2 separate regions of the Homo sapiens genome follow, and region 1 is linked to region 2. A link is a loop called in an ENCODE intact Hi-C map of the cell type or tissue named here. Cell type or tissue: heart right ventricle. All regions are shown on one strand. Links, peaks and the distances in the headings refer to the core of each region. The heading gives the core; the rest is flanking DNA. Region 1 has its middle 97 kb from the start of LINC02753. Region 2 holds the start of ANO1 (anoctamin 1).

The links. A loop is a pair of places that touch in the nucleus more often than their neighbours do. Peaks named below come from ENCODE experiments on the same cell type or tissue, not always from the same donor. Only the 100,000 strongest peaks of a DNase experiment are listed, where the experiment ranks them.
Region 1: a loop joins it to region 2, with 2.1 times the contacts of the local background. A loop is called at or near these places in 6 of 110 quality-filtered maps.

The regions. Positions count from the first base shown.
Region 1 is chr11:69,965,179-69,972,369 of GRCh38, forward strand. It overlaps a transcript of ANO1 not described here. Among named protein-coding and RNA genes, the nearest start is that of LINC02753, 97 kb to the right of the region's middle. RefSeq lists enhancers at 1-370, 1,155-1,938. In heart right ventricle, for the core only: no CTCF peak of the experiment used is centred there; a DNase peak (open chromatin) is centred at 3,386; H3K27ac peaks cover 1,555 bases; H3K27me3 peaks cover 1,813 bases.
Region 2 is chr11:70,075,344-70,082,534 of GRCh38, forward strand. ANO1 (anoctamin 1) reads left to right here and starts at 2,974. Exons shown (of 26, transcript NM_018043.7): 1 at 2,974-3,371. The coding sequence starts at 3,264. LINC02584 (long intergenic non-protein coding RNA 2584) reads right to left here and starts at 5. Exons shown (of 3, transcript NR_103835.1): 1 at 1-5. It also overlaps the pseudogene RNU6-1175P. In heart right ventricle, for the core only: a CTCF peak has its summit at 3,281; no DNase peak of the experiment used is centred there; H3K4me3 peaks cover 3,408 bases; H3K27ac peaks cover 4,136 bases; H3K27me3 peaks cover 3,742 bases.

The DNA.
Region 1 (7,191 bases), core at 1,078-6,077, 110 kb before region 2:
GCCTTAAACCCACCGCCCGAAAGAAGGGCAATGTACCTTCCCAGATGACCAATAATACCAGGGACCCAGTGTGACTTTTTTTTTTTTTTTTTGAGATGGAGTTTCGCTCTTTTCACCCAGGCTGGAGTGCAGTGGCAGCATCTCCACTCACTGCAACCTCCACCTCCCAGGTTCAAGTGATTCCTACCTCAGCCTCCCCAGTAGCTGGGATTACAGGCACGCACTACCACAACTGGTCAACTTTGCATTTTTGGTAGAGACGGGATTTCACCATGTTGGTCAGGCTGGTCTCAAACCTCAGGTGATCCCCCAGCGTCGGCCTCTCAAAGTGCTGGGATTACAGGTGTGAGCCACTGCGCCCAGCCCCCAGTGTGACTTCTTAAAGGAGCACATCACTGGACGTGAGACCCACCCGGGGCAAGCCTCTGGCCTGCACAGACCTTGGGCATCATCATTCATCCAACAGAAATTCACCCAGTACCGGCCACGTGCTGACCATCAGCAAGCAAACCAGGCCAGGATTCCTGGCCTGCTGGACACAACCCCATGACATGAAAATCAGCCAACATTTTTTGAGCACCTACTGTGTGCTGGGACCCCATGCTCAGCATTCTACTCTCGTTACCTCATTTAATCCTCAAGACAGCCCTGCAAAGCATGTGCAGCTGTGACCCCCGTGTATCCGTTGAGGAAACAGAGACCCCAAGGAAAGAAAGAACTTGCCCTGACGTGTTTTCTTCCTCGCTCCTAACCAGCTCTGCTGCTACACACAGCCCCTCCCGGGGCCCTACCCCAGGCCCCTCCCCAGGCCCCTCCCCAGGCCCTGCCACGCTGCTTCATGAGATGGAGATATACAGCTCCTCAGGGCAGGGTTGGTGAGAATATCCAAAAAAAAAGGAGGTTAAGCACCTGACACTGCTTGGGAAACAAAGGAGGCACTCAGGGTGGCCCCGCAATGGAAGTCGCTGCTCAGGGGGTTAATGCAGGCTGTGAAACAGGGCCACCTGCAACCGTGGCTTTTCAAAGCTGAAGCCATACCCTGGAGGGAGAGAGGATCCTTGGGCACTGACCCTGGCTGTCCACAGCTAAATGATCATGGGACACCCATGACCATGGGCGTGGCTGGAGGAGGCCCTGCCCTCAGGGGTCTATTGGCATCCAGGGGAAGTGTCTACGGGGTAATGATTAACCCACACCTGCCACCTGGTTTTCAGCCTTCTTGCCCTGCTGACTCATTTTGCAAATCCCACTTGCAAAATTTGGGAGCAGCCTGGGTCCAGCCCCCGCCACGCCACCTCACCTGAGATTCCAGCAGTGGAGGTGCTGCGTCGCCGGGTGGGGTGGCCCTGGCATTCGGACCTGCCACTGGGAAGCCCGAGGCCGGCATGTGGGAGGCGAGTGGGATGGAGGAAAGAGCGATGGAAGAGCTGGCGATGGAGGAGACAGCGCTGGACCCTCTGCTGGCAGGTAAGGATGGGGTTGGGGCGTTGGGGTGAGAGGCAGGGGACAAGGAGAGCATCACTTGCTGTCAACCCTGCCTAGGCAGAACACCCAGCCTGCCCCCTGGGACCCTGCAGAGAGCATGGGGAGGACCCAGAGAGCAGACTTCTAAGCAGTGTCCCACCCTGCCCAGTTGATTGAGGGCAAGAGAGGTGCCCCCAAGGTGGGCAGGGCCTGACAGTGGGTGAGTTGATGCAAGCACCTTCTAGGGTGGCAAACAACCCCTCCTGAGAACAATGATCACAAACCCTAGAGCTGCTCAGCCTCAGTACTGGTGACCCTGCAGGGGGACAATTCTTCATCTTAGGGGTGTTCTGGGCACTGGGAAATGTTTACAGCATCCCTGGCCTCCACGCAGTAGAGGCCAGTGCACCCCTACCCTCTGTTGTGACAACCTAAAAATGTCTCCAGACATTGCCCAATGTCCCCTGAGGGCACAGTCCACCAGCTCCCTGGAGAACCACACGCTGTCTGTATCGCACGTTAGCTAGCATCAGGCTCTGAGCGCCCGTATCGCACGTTAGCTAGCATCAGGCTCCGAGCGCCCGTATCACACGTTAGCTAGCATCAGGTTCCGAGCGCCTGTATTGCACGTTAGCTAGCATCAGGCTCCGAGCGCCTGTATCGCACATTAGCTAGCATCAGGCTCTGAGCGCCGGTATCGCACGTTAGCTAGCATCAGGCTCTGAGCGTAGCCTTCAGCCATGATGCACCTGAGCTTCATCAGGTCCTAGGAGGTTGGTCCGATGCTGGTGGTGACTCAAGGCTTTGGGGCCAGGCCCCCGCATTCCATCTCAGACTTCTTCTTCATGAGCTGGGCCACCCAGAGCCAGTTGCCTGGCCTGTCTCTGCCTTAGTTTACCCATCAGTAAGCGGGGCTGATAATGCCATCCACCCCAGAGGACTCTGGAGTAGGGAAAGTGCATAAATGAAAACATGTCAAGGGCTCTGAGCACAGGGCCTGGCACCTGCTAAATGCTGTCACGGCCCCCGTTTACACAAGAGTAAAGCTGAGGCCTGGAGAAATCCAGTCACCTGCCCGAGGGCCACACAACTGGTCCGGTGAGGGCTGTGAGTAACCCTGGATGTCCCTCTGCAGAGTCTTCTGTGCAGAGAAAGGAGACATTGAAAAGAGGGGCTGAGAATTCAGAGTCCTAGCCCGAGGCCTGCCCTGTTCTACCTGTGTGGCCTTGGGTAGTTCACTCCCCTCTCTGGGCCTGGGTCCCTGTTGGATGAGAGATTCCATTTTCAGCAACACTCATGGAGTGGCTGCTGGGCCTGCTGTGTCTCGCATTGATCTTGTCTTACAGGGACTCCTGCTCAGTGGAGGTGGGGTGTCTGAGGGCCTTCCTGGCATCAGGGGTGGGCAGGGAGACTTTGGGGTCCACTATATCTATCCGACCAGCCCCATCCTTCATCCCAAGGTTTATCGAGTGAATGAATGAATGGATGAGCAAGTGAGGAAGCTGACCACCTTCCCCTGGCCCTGTGGGAACTCGGGAACACTGGCTGGAACGTCCTCTCCTGTAGTACAAAGCAGGAGGAGGAGGCCATTCTTGGTGCCTCCCTGAGAGAGGCCTGAGCCAGGGGTGGTGGTGGGTGGGGAGCTGCCTTCCCAGAGACCCCTTGGGCCAAAGCAGGAACGACCCCCAGGGATGACCCTCTGCCTCTGGGGCCCTCTGGCCTCCTTTGGAAGCAAGTTCCAAAGGCAGAGGCAGACAGGGTGAGCATTTGCAAAAATGAGCAAATTCGCTGGAAAAGAACGGATTTTTATTTTTGGTTTGTTCTCGACGTGTCGGAGAGTCAAGACAGAGGGAGGAGGAATGTGAATTAAGCAATAAAATGTTTACCAAGGAGCCCTCGAATGACTCCGGCGTGCTGCCAAAGTTCTGTGATCCCTGAACTGAGATTGTTCGAGGACCCGTTTCTTCCTCGGTGGCCCCCGATGGCCCTGCTGAGATGCAGGGATGCGGTGGCATCGCTCTGTCATTCCTCAGGCAGGGTCCCTTCCCAGCTGGTCTGAGCCACTCACACCTAGAGGGCATGAGCACTTGGACCTCCAAGGGCAGAGGGGGCTCAGAGGCCAGCCTCCACCTCTCTTTCGTGGACAGGATTTCTGTCCAGGAGCAGCAGGGAATGGTACTCTTATGCCAACTACACAGCCCGCGGACTTTGGACCTAGCCTTCAGTATGTGCTGGCAGCACAGGGTTGTCCCTTGAGGGAGCCCTGGCAGGACCCTTTGTTGCACTGTTGGAAGCTGCACCCTCCAGTCTTCACTCCTTTGTCACTAACCTCTAGGTTCTCAGAGCCTGGATTACAGCTCCAGCCTCTCCAGAGAGGAGCAGTTAGATATGTGGCAGTCAGTCACACTCTAGTGTAAATGAAGCCAGCCGTGGTCTTTCTTGGTGGCTGCTGCCTGAATGGAAGTGGGATCCCCTTCAGGATGTTAGACAGCCACGGGACTGCAAGGGCTGCAGGGCCACGGGAGGGTCCCTCATAGGGGCCGGGGTGCACAGCTGCCGGTGGAAAGCCGTGCCCCTTCTCCTGCTGTCCCCAAAGCCCCAGGGAATCTCCTTCGGAGCCATGGGTAGCCTTCCTCCTAGGGCAGAGGCTGAGAAGGGTGGTAGGAGAACTACATGATCTGGTCTGAGGTGTGGCTGGATCCTGGTGCTGGGACTGACCTGGGGCAAATCTGGGGAGTCTCTCTGCACTCAGCTCTCTCTTCTGGAAAAATGGGAATGAGACTCCTGGAAGGACTGGAGTCAAGCGGCTGTGCTTTCTCTGGTGATGTTCACGGTCTGACGCTGGAGATGGAAGAGGCTTCTATCTCTGGCTACTGCCCCCGTCTCTCTTTAGACTAGGAACCTGAGCATCCAGCTCTCCTGGGAAAGTGCATCTCTCCTGCCAAGAGAAGTTGTGAAATGCGGCTGCCGGGTCGCAGGGTAAAGAGAAAGAGGCAGTCTGGGAGCCTCAAGAGACCCGGATGCGGCCAGGCACGGTGGCTCACACCTGTAATCCCAGCACTTTGGGAGGCCGAGGCGGGTGGATCACAAGGTCAGGAGTTCGAGAACAGCCTGGCCAATATGGTGAAACCCCGTCTTTACTAAAAATACAAAAATTAGCCAGGCGTGGTGGTGGGCACCTGTAGTCCCAGCTACTTAGGAGGCTGAGGCAGGAGAATCGCTTGAACCTGGGGGGCAGAGGTTGCAGTGAGCTGAGATCATGCCACTGCACTCCAGCCTGGACAACAGAGTGAGACTCATCTCAAAAAACAAACAAACAAACAAAACGAAAGAGAGACCTGGATGCAGGAGCATGGCCAGGATGAACTGTGTCCCTCCCCATCAATCAGAAAGGGGGTTCCCCGGTGTGAGAGGGGAATTGCCATGCAATTGCAGGGGTGAGGGTGACGTGTTCTCAGAGCTTCAGAGAGAATCCCTGCTAACAGGAAATGCAGACAAACAGGAAGAGAGGAAGGGGAGGGCAAAGGAGGGAAGGCTGGGGGAAGTTCTTTCTCCCGAGGAGACCCCAAAGAGGTGAGGCTCCACATCAGAAGCCCGAGCAGAACCCCGCGGCCACAGTGCGCACGGCTGCAGAGAGCCCAGGCACTGTGCTTCGGTCCCAGCCCCAGCCTTGGCCTCAAGGGAAGGGTTTTCTCAGACCCACGGGGAACAGCAGCCCCCGGAGCCCAGAGCTGAGCTGACAGCACCGTGGTGTTCACTTTCCAAGTGCCACCAGCCCCATCGATCAGTCCTCCTGGGAATGTCATGTTAGGAAAGGTTCGTGAACTGTGGTCCCGACCAGCACGCGGGAGGCAGGGGCTGTTTGCTTTAGCAACAACTTCACACAGGTCTGAAGCGAAATGTTTACATAAGGGGAACTCTGTGACCTCGGGAAGGTCACTCCCCTTCTCTGGGGCTGTTTTTTCATGTCTGTCATGATAAGGGAGGAGTTCAAATGTGGCCTCGCAGGGAGTGGGGACCCAGGGAAGGCCTCCATTGATTCTGCAGTGAGAGGCAGAAATGCCACCTTTAAAAGGGTGGAAGTTAATTTCTCTAACAGAAAACAAGTCAAGAGGTGGGCATTCCAGGATCCCAAGGCTGGTAGGGGCCTCATGCAGTCATCGGACACCCTGTGTTCTCTCAGGCCGCCCTCCCATGCTCAGCACGGATATCCACCTTGTGGCCCAAGATGGCTGCTTGGGCTCAAGTCATCACATATGCGTTCCAGCCAGCAGGAAACAGAAAGGGCAAAGAGAGGCACTCTCCCTTCTTGGAAGCTGCCCCCTGGCCTGAACTTAGTCCATGGCCACACCTGGCTGCAGAGAACAGGACATGCAGTTTTTGTTCTGGGTTGTCACATGTCAGGTAAAAACTAGGCAATCTCTTACTGAGAAAAAGGCCAAGAATAAATATTGGGGGTGGGGAGGAGAACTGTCAGTCTGTGACACAGGTTCAGGACAGAATTCCTAGTCCCTGTGCTGGGGGGGCACCAACTAGCTGGAGACCTGGGGTTTCACTTCTTCCCTCTGAGTCTCAGTTTCCTCATCTGTAAAAGGGGAGAGTTGGTCCCCATGGTCTCTGGGTCCTCTCCAGCCTAGACCACGTGTGATTCTATGTTCCACACAATTTGCCTCATGGAGCTTTCTAGATTTGAAGCTCTGCTAGGACAGAGAGTTTTGTGTGTTCTGTTCTCTGCTGTATCCTAGAACTGTGCCTGGCACGTGGTCTGTGTGTTTGCTGAGCAGCTGAATGATGGCTGGTGTTTTAACAGGTTGAATTTGTATAGAGGCCACTTGCTTTTGCTCTCTTCTTTAAAAAAGAGAAACTTCTAAAAAGTTTCTAAGAAAAAAACTTTTCATTTTTTCTTTTTCTTTTTACTCCTCCTCCTCCTCCCTTCCTTCTTGTTTGTTTTGTTTTTGTTTTTTAGATACTCAGACTTTTCCTCACTGGCTGCCTCCCTGTCTTCCTTCCCAGACCATGGACTGGGGCTGTCGGAGGAGGCCAAGTGAGAGAATCAAAGCTCACCCTCACTTTCAGAGCTCCAGGCCCGGGGAGGCCTGTGGCTAATGCTGGATGAGCTTTGACACCCAGTAGGGGTGTCCTCCCCGTGTGTTTATGTAACTCTCACCTTCACGACTGCCGGAAAGGTGACTCTTATCCCATCCTTACCTACTTTGCAGAGAACAAAACAGACACTGACTGCTTCAGTCTGTGAGATGACAGAAATGACTCCCATTGCAAAGAAAAGTGAAAGCGAGGCTGGGCGCGGTGGCTCACACCTGTAATCTCAGCACTTTGAGAGGCCCAGGCGGGTGGATCCCTTGAGGTCAAAAGTTTGAGACCAGCCTGCCCAATATGGCGAAACCCCGGCTCTACTAAAAAAATAAATAAATAAATAATACAAAAATTAGCCGGAAATCGCTTGAACCCAGGAGGCAGAGGTTGTAGTGAGCCAAGATCATGCTACTGCACTCTAGCCTTCATGACAGAGCAAGACTCCGTCTCAAAAAAAAAAAAAAAAAAAAAAAGTGAAGGTGAAATCAGAGAAACCAGTATGCCAGGGCATTGACCAACAGGCTACTGTTGAAAATGCCGGCGTTATCTCAGCCTAAAATGTACAGTATGAGCCGTGTGTGGCTAGACTGTCTTTGAAATGAGTGCCCAGTCACTCGAGGACACACTTTTCAG
Region 2 (7,191 bases), core at 938-5,937:
CTATTAAAATGTCCGCAAAGTGCTCGCTTCGGCAGCACGTATACTAAAATTGGAATGATACAGAGAAGATTAGTATGGCCCCTGCGCAAAGATGACACGCAAATTCATGAAGCATTCCATATTTAAAAAAAAAAAAAAATCAGCAAAGACACCTGTACCTGTATCTGTTGGCACATGCCATCAAATGACACTGAAGAGCAACACTGTGGCCAAACAGGCCAGCTGGGAGGCCCGGAGCTTCCCATAATGAAATGCACCATCTAGACGAATTAGACAAGGGTTTTACTAATTCATGAGCAGGGAATTAATCCTGCCCACAAAATCTGTCCCTGTGGGGTTTTAGTGATAAAAATCACTGAGACAAAAAGAAAACTGGGTGCAACAGTTTATGGAGAGCCCCCACGTATAAGCAGTTAGTGACTGGAGTGGAGAGAGAATCCCAGCAAAGTGACCCATAGGACACAGGCGGGGACAGGGAACCAGAGAAGAGAACCATCTATGGAACAAAAAGGACCCTGTAAACTTGTCCTGGCTTGGGAGATATCTCCAGCTACAGGAATTCTTTTCCCGCTCCTATTTTGGGGGGCTATTGTTTTTACTTTGTGTCGGTCCCTGAAATCCCTAGACCCACGAACCCCCGGCGAAGGCCACGAGAGGCCTGGAGGCAGAACTGGTCCTCTCTGGCCCTTGCTGCACAGAGGCCACGCTGCATTTCCTCTGCCCTTGCTGTGGCATGTCCACACTGTCCACCTGGGAAGACTTGGGGAAGGGGCGAGAGGAAACAGAATGTGGGGATACTGGAGAGAAAAAAAGAAACATAGTGGCAATAGCAAAGAAAGTGGAGTCTTACAGGCAAGCAGATGCCCTGAGCCTGGCTACAGTATAAATCACAGAAACTAGAGGTTAAGCACTGTTTCTTGAGTAAAGCCGCAAGGGGTGCTGTTGGGGAGAAGGTGGGGCCACCTTGCCTAGGAGATGGCCCCCCAGCAGGCAGCCCCCAAGCCCCAGAGCCCTCTCAGGCCAGAAATGTCACTTCCCAAACCTTTGGGAGCACCAGTGTGTCCAGATTTGGCCAAGTATATTTTTACTCTTTTTTTTTTTTCATGCAAACTGCACCTCATAGAGCTCTGGAAGGTCTGTTGGCACTCGAACACAAATTTGAAAAGACAGTACATTAGTATTACACAATGTTGGTTGTTTACCAACAAAGATAAGTGGATGGAGTTACATAATCCTCTGTACATGCGTGTGGGATTCTCCCAGCCCTGGACACTTGAACTTTTAAGGAGCAGAGGCTGTGGAGCACTGTTCCTGGCATGGATTTGGCCAGCCTGGGGCACTTCTCCAAACCCTCTCTCGCTGTCCAAGGTGCAGACAAAGGGTCCTTTAGGGCCACTCAGTGCCCGTTGGCACCACCAGCCTGAGAACCAAATAGCCTTCCTGCACCGCCCCAAGTTCAAGGAAGTCACAGACTTGTGCCTAAATGGGAGAGTCTCACTGAGGCACCAGGAAAGGGTAGGTCATGACAAGATGACATTAGTAGTGACAACAGTCACCATTGCTAAGCCTGGCAGCTTCAGGCACGCTTAAAACTCCCATGAGAAGGCAGAGGCTCTGAGGCCCAGGAGGCTCTGAGGCCAAGGAGGCTGGCACAAGGTCACAAGGCTGGAAGGTGCCAGAGCTGGAGCTAGACCCCACCCCTTCTCTCCAACCCTATCCTAGCTGACTCCAGGTTCCATGCTTGGAACCATGGCACGCTGACGACATCGTGGCCTTTAAAGACAATTTTCTAATCACTTCTGTAGGCCTTGAATGTTCCCCAGTGGCCATTTAACAAGCAATTATTGAGCATCGGCTGTGTGAACCTGGTAGACAACCCACTGTAAAATGAGACGGAATAAATGAAGTGCTAGTTGGGGTTCAGGCAGGTTCTTTGGATAGACAGGAAGGCCTGCATATTTGGGTGGGAAGGGGACAGTAGGGGAGAATCCAGCAGGACTTCCTGCAGGAGGTGCTATCTGATGCACACCGTGAAGAACTCATAGGATGTGAGAGGCAGAGGGACACTTTATTTCCACTGGATGTGGTGGCCAGCATGGCCCCTGGGGCTTAACCTGAGTATGGTCGTCCCCTGGGGACCTGCCTTATTCTCCTTAGGGGAAGAAGACTTGAAGATCTGCAGTGTGCCAGACCCCTGCTAGGTCCGGGGGTAAGAGAGATCAAAGCCACCATCCCCCCCGCTCCGCCCCTCCAGAAAGCAGGACAGCCTTGCCCAGCAGTGGGGAAAGCTCTGCAGGAGCCCCGCCCCACCTCAGAGGATGCGGACTGGTCCTTGGCCCTCCTAAGCCTGAGTGTCCTCTGCAAAATGAGGACCCGCATTCCAACCTTGCAGGTGCGGGGTTAAATGAGATGATACACACTCACGCCCTACATCAGGGACGCTGCACGCACCTGGGCACAGAACACTAAGCACTCCGTAAACTCGGGGGCACCGGTAACATCAGTGGGCTCCAGGGAGATGACTGCCCCGGGAGAGACTCCCCCAGGAGCGCGGGCAGCTGGAGGGGGCGGGTCGGCAGGAACCAGGCAAGCTCCCCGGAGGAGGTGAGTGCTGAGTGACAGCAGGAGTTTGCCAGGGTGGAGGGAAAGGGGCAGAGATCCAGACTCCAATCTCAGAAGCTTCACTCCCCCCGGAGGCGGAGGTGACGCGCCACAGAAGCGCCTGCCACTCGGGGACTTTATTTCAGGTGGGGCTATTGAAAGTTCCCCCCTTTCACACCCGGTATGAAAACCCTCAAAAATCCAAAGGGGCACTTTCCCTGGATAAAAATAAAACTTGGAGGGGCCCGCAGGAATGGAATACTTTTTCTTCCTGTGTTTAAATTTCTACGGAAAATCTGACCGGCGCGGCCACCGCCCCTGCCATAGGCGGGCGGAGAGCGCTTATATCTTTAAGGCAAAGGCGGGCCGGCTGGCGTCCAAGTTCCTGACCAGGCGCGGGCCGGCCCGCGGGACCAGCAGCCGGGTGGCGGCGCGATCGGCCCCGAGAGGCTCAGGCGCCCCCCGCATCGAGCGCGCGGGCCGGGCGGGCCAGGGCGGCGGGCGGAGCGGGAGGCGGCCACGTCCCCGGCGGGCCTGGGCGCGGGGAGGCCCGGCCCCCTGCGAGCGCGCCGCGAACGCTGCGGTCTCCGCCCGCAGAGGCCGCCGGGGCCGTGGATGGGGAGGGCGCGCCGCCCGGCGGTCCCAGCGCACAGGCGGCCACGATGAGGGTCAACGAGAAGTACTCGACGCTCCCGGCCGAGGACCGCAGCGTCCACATCATCAACATCTGCGCCATCGAGGACATCGGCTACCTGCCGTCCGAGGGCACGGTGAGTGCGGGCGGCCGCGACCCGGGCGGGAGGGCCGCGCACCTGCGCCTTGGCGAGGGCGGGAACCGGGCGGCGGCAGGGCCTCCTGGGACCCCAGGGCGGGGGCCGCACCCTCCGCGCAGGGTTCGCGGCGCCCACCCGCGCACGTGCGTGCCGGGAAGGGCGCGCCGGCCCTGGCCAAGTGCGTGCGCCCCGCCTGCGCTCTGAGCGTTCCGAGCGCGGCGCCCACTCCGCCCAGCGCAGCGCCGGGCCCCCAGGCATGGCCCGGCCTCGGAGCTCTGCGGCCCCGAAGCCGCCTCACCCGGGGCTGCAGCTCGGAGCCCAACCAAGAGCTCACGGCTGGCGCCCTGGATGGGACCTTCCCTTCCTGGCTCGCGGCCAGGGGTACCTGTTGGGGCAGCCAGGGTGAGGGTGATGGTGGGGGTCTTGGGTGAAGGCCAAGTTGGTCGCCACTCCACGATGATGGTAACTGCCAGGCCCCACTGCTTCACTATCCTCTGGGGCCAGAGTCCCGAGTCCTCACTTGCCAGAAACGCATATTGTGCCCAGGGCACTGGGCCTGGTACCCTGGCATTGGCACCGAAACTCTCAAAGCCCAGGGTGTCAATCATTGGAGATTGCTTTCTACCCTCGCCCCTGTCTCCCCTGGGCGCCCAGGCCTGGTTCAGGTGGGGGCACTGGTTGGAAGCCAGTCATGTAAGTTGGGGACCCCATCCTGAGGTCCCCAATATCCCCACCACCCTCCCCAGGGCCAGACCCAGAGGTCTAGGTAACCCTATGTTTTAGAGAGGGGGGCAGAATTCTCCCAGGAAGGGTTTGGCTTGAAGGACAAAGTTTGCCGGAAGAGGATAGGACAGGGCTGGGACTGGCTATCTCCTCTTGGGGTGAGGGAAGCTCTCAGCAGCAATTTGTGGGACCTAAGGACAGAAGCTCCCTTCTACCTTCTTCCCATGCAGACCCCATCAAAGCCCCTCCCCAGGCGTCAGGCCCAGCAGGGCTGCTTCAAGCAGGATGAGGATGGCCCTGGCCTGTCCCTCTAGTCTCTGGAGCTCACAGAGAGGCAGGGAATGAAGCGGGAGCAAAGCTCCTGCTTTGAGTCTCTGTTCCAGCGACAGCAGGGACTCTGGCCTTGGTCAGGCCTTGCACCCCTTGGGTCACAGTGGAGGGGGGTGGCCTGGGGGCATCTCTTCAGGAAATGAGATTGCACAGAGCTGCCAGGAGCACTGGGAACAGGTGTAGATGGAGAGGGAGTCTACCTGTGACTCACAGGACTGGCCGGAGGAGCTCAGGGATTGCCATTTGATCAAAGCCATGTGCCAGGCCATGCTGGCCCCTGGGCACCCTCAAAGAATGAGACAGGGAAGGCTCCGCCCATCTGGAGCTTACTTAAGAAATGGTGATGGAACGTTACCCGTTATCCACGGCAGTGACAGGGACTATTCCATAGTGCTGGGCCAGTGCTGTGTCTTAGCTCATTGAACTCTCACAACGTGTGAGGTAGGTGCTATTGCTACAGGCAAGGAGACTGAGGCCCAGAGGGGCAGGTGACCAGCTCCAAGTCACCCATCAGCTGGGAGGACAGTTAGGAAGGGCCCAGGACACAGACCAGGTAGCTGCAGAAAGCCTGCCTGAAGAATAAACATTCTGGAGAAGGAGCTAATTCTACCCATAATGGGTAGGGACTGAGTCTTTCAAAAACATTGCATACTCAAAGTCCCAAAGGTGGGACCATGGAGGTACCAGCCAGGAGCCAGGGGATGGTAGTGGTGGCCAAGGTGATGGAGAAATGGATGCTCTGGGGGTAGACTAGACAAGACCTGATGGTGAACTGAATGTTCAATAAGAAATGGAGCCTGTCATGAATAGCCCCCGGTCTCTAGAGTTTTTGTTCCAGGACCCATTGCTTATCCAGACCCAGAAACTATCTGCCTCCTGCAAACCCAGGTGAAGGCCATAAAGTCTGCAAAGAGGCAGCTGGGCCCAGATGAGACCATCAGCTCCTGGGTTCCACACAACACTTCCGTTACACATACTTTGTTTTGTGAGCTTGGAAGGCTGAATCAGAGGCGCGCGCTGTGGGAGGCAGACCCTGGGAGCAGCATCTGCCGGTAGATGGCCAGACAGGCTGGAGGCTGCAGCCATGGAGCAGGGGCCTGTTGGTGCAGGGCAGGCAGCATGGCAGGGAGAGCCTCCCAGGGCATCCCCGGCACCACTCAAGCCAACAGTTGTTGCTCAGTCATTACCCTGAGTCACCCAACGAAGGCGGCTCTGTACACACGAGGGCCAGAGGGCGTGGGCTGCATTTCAAAAGTTCCTATCCTGTTCTCAGGTGTGAAACTCATACATGCACAAGTCAACCACAAGATAAGTTCATCCAATTCAGGCTGCGGTTCCCAGCCTGTGACTTTTGCCTCTCTTCATTCCCAAGTTCAAGGGTGGAAATGACTTCATTGTTTCTGTGCAGAGATATAAGAAGAAATGACTTGAAAGCCAGAGGCCAGGTTGAATGCAATTTGTTTCCATTTCCCTCTGTTAATCTTTGAGTGTTTCTACTTTCTTCCTTGAAACTGGTGGTTGTCCATGGTCTGGGATCTGTGTGCCCCAAACAAGCCCAGACACTCCAGAGATACCTGATTTGCTGGTATCTGCCCAGTATTTCCTGGCTTATCTGCTGTGGGAGATGATCTGCTTGTAGATTATGGAACGTGCCCCATAATCGTACATTGATATGTAGTGACCTGGTTTTAAAATTTTTTTAGAAGACAAAGGAAGTTTAAAACTGATGTTCCCTTCTTAACTATAATTTGAAGAGTCTCAAAACCAAAAGAAATTTTACAGGCCACTGATTTCATTTAGCCCATTTTCAGAGAAAGTGAACATTGTAGATTCCCTTGAGTGATCAAGATATTTCATATGGATATGAATTCAGTTCCTGGAGTACCAACTCCAGAGACCAGCGGAAGAAACCAGAGCCCAGAGTCCCAGGACAGTATTAAAGGTTAAAGGACATAGGATTGCTTTCCCCCTTCTGCCCTTTTGTTGGAGTTTGAGGAAGGGGTTCATAGAGGCAGGTGTGGACCAGATATAGGCTGCCATTCATGGCGCCTGGGACAGGTCTTCCAGGACACTCCTGCTGTGAAGGGAACCTTTGTCCTTCACATTTTCCCATGTGGCCTCAGGGAAGTATTTCTCTTCCACCATATTCCTATCTTCCTTAGGGAGGCACCTTCCAGGAGTACCTCCCTCAGTTATGCAGAAGGAAGTCTTCAAAATACCTTCAGATCATCGATCACATTTTATCCCCACAAGAATCCTGTGACCTAAGTCCAGATGTCTTTGTCGGCATCTCACAGATGAGAAAACTGAGGCTCCCAGTTGGGGGTTGTGGTGTTTAAGTTGCTGGCCTGCCTGGGTCTCAGCTTCTGTATCCTTGGATCTGATGGCCACAGCCAGCCACAGTATACAAGACCCAGCCTCTGTTGTTCATTCACACATGCCTGCATTCATTCATTCATTCAGCAACCACATATTCAGTGCTAACCATCAAAAAGATGAATAAGAGGGCTGGGTGCCATGGCTCACACCTCTAAATCCAGCACCTTGGGAGGCCGAGGCTGGTGGATCACCTAAGGTCAAGAGTTCAAGACCAGCCTGGCCAACATAGTGAAACCCAAGTCTCTACTAAAATTATGAACATTAACCAGGCATGGTGGTATGCACCTGTAATCCCAGCTACTTGGGAGGCAGAGGCACAAGAATTGCTTGAACCCAAAAGGTGGAGGTTGCAGTGAGCCAAGATCGCACCACTGCGCTCCAGCCT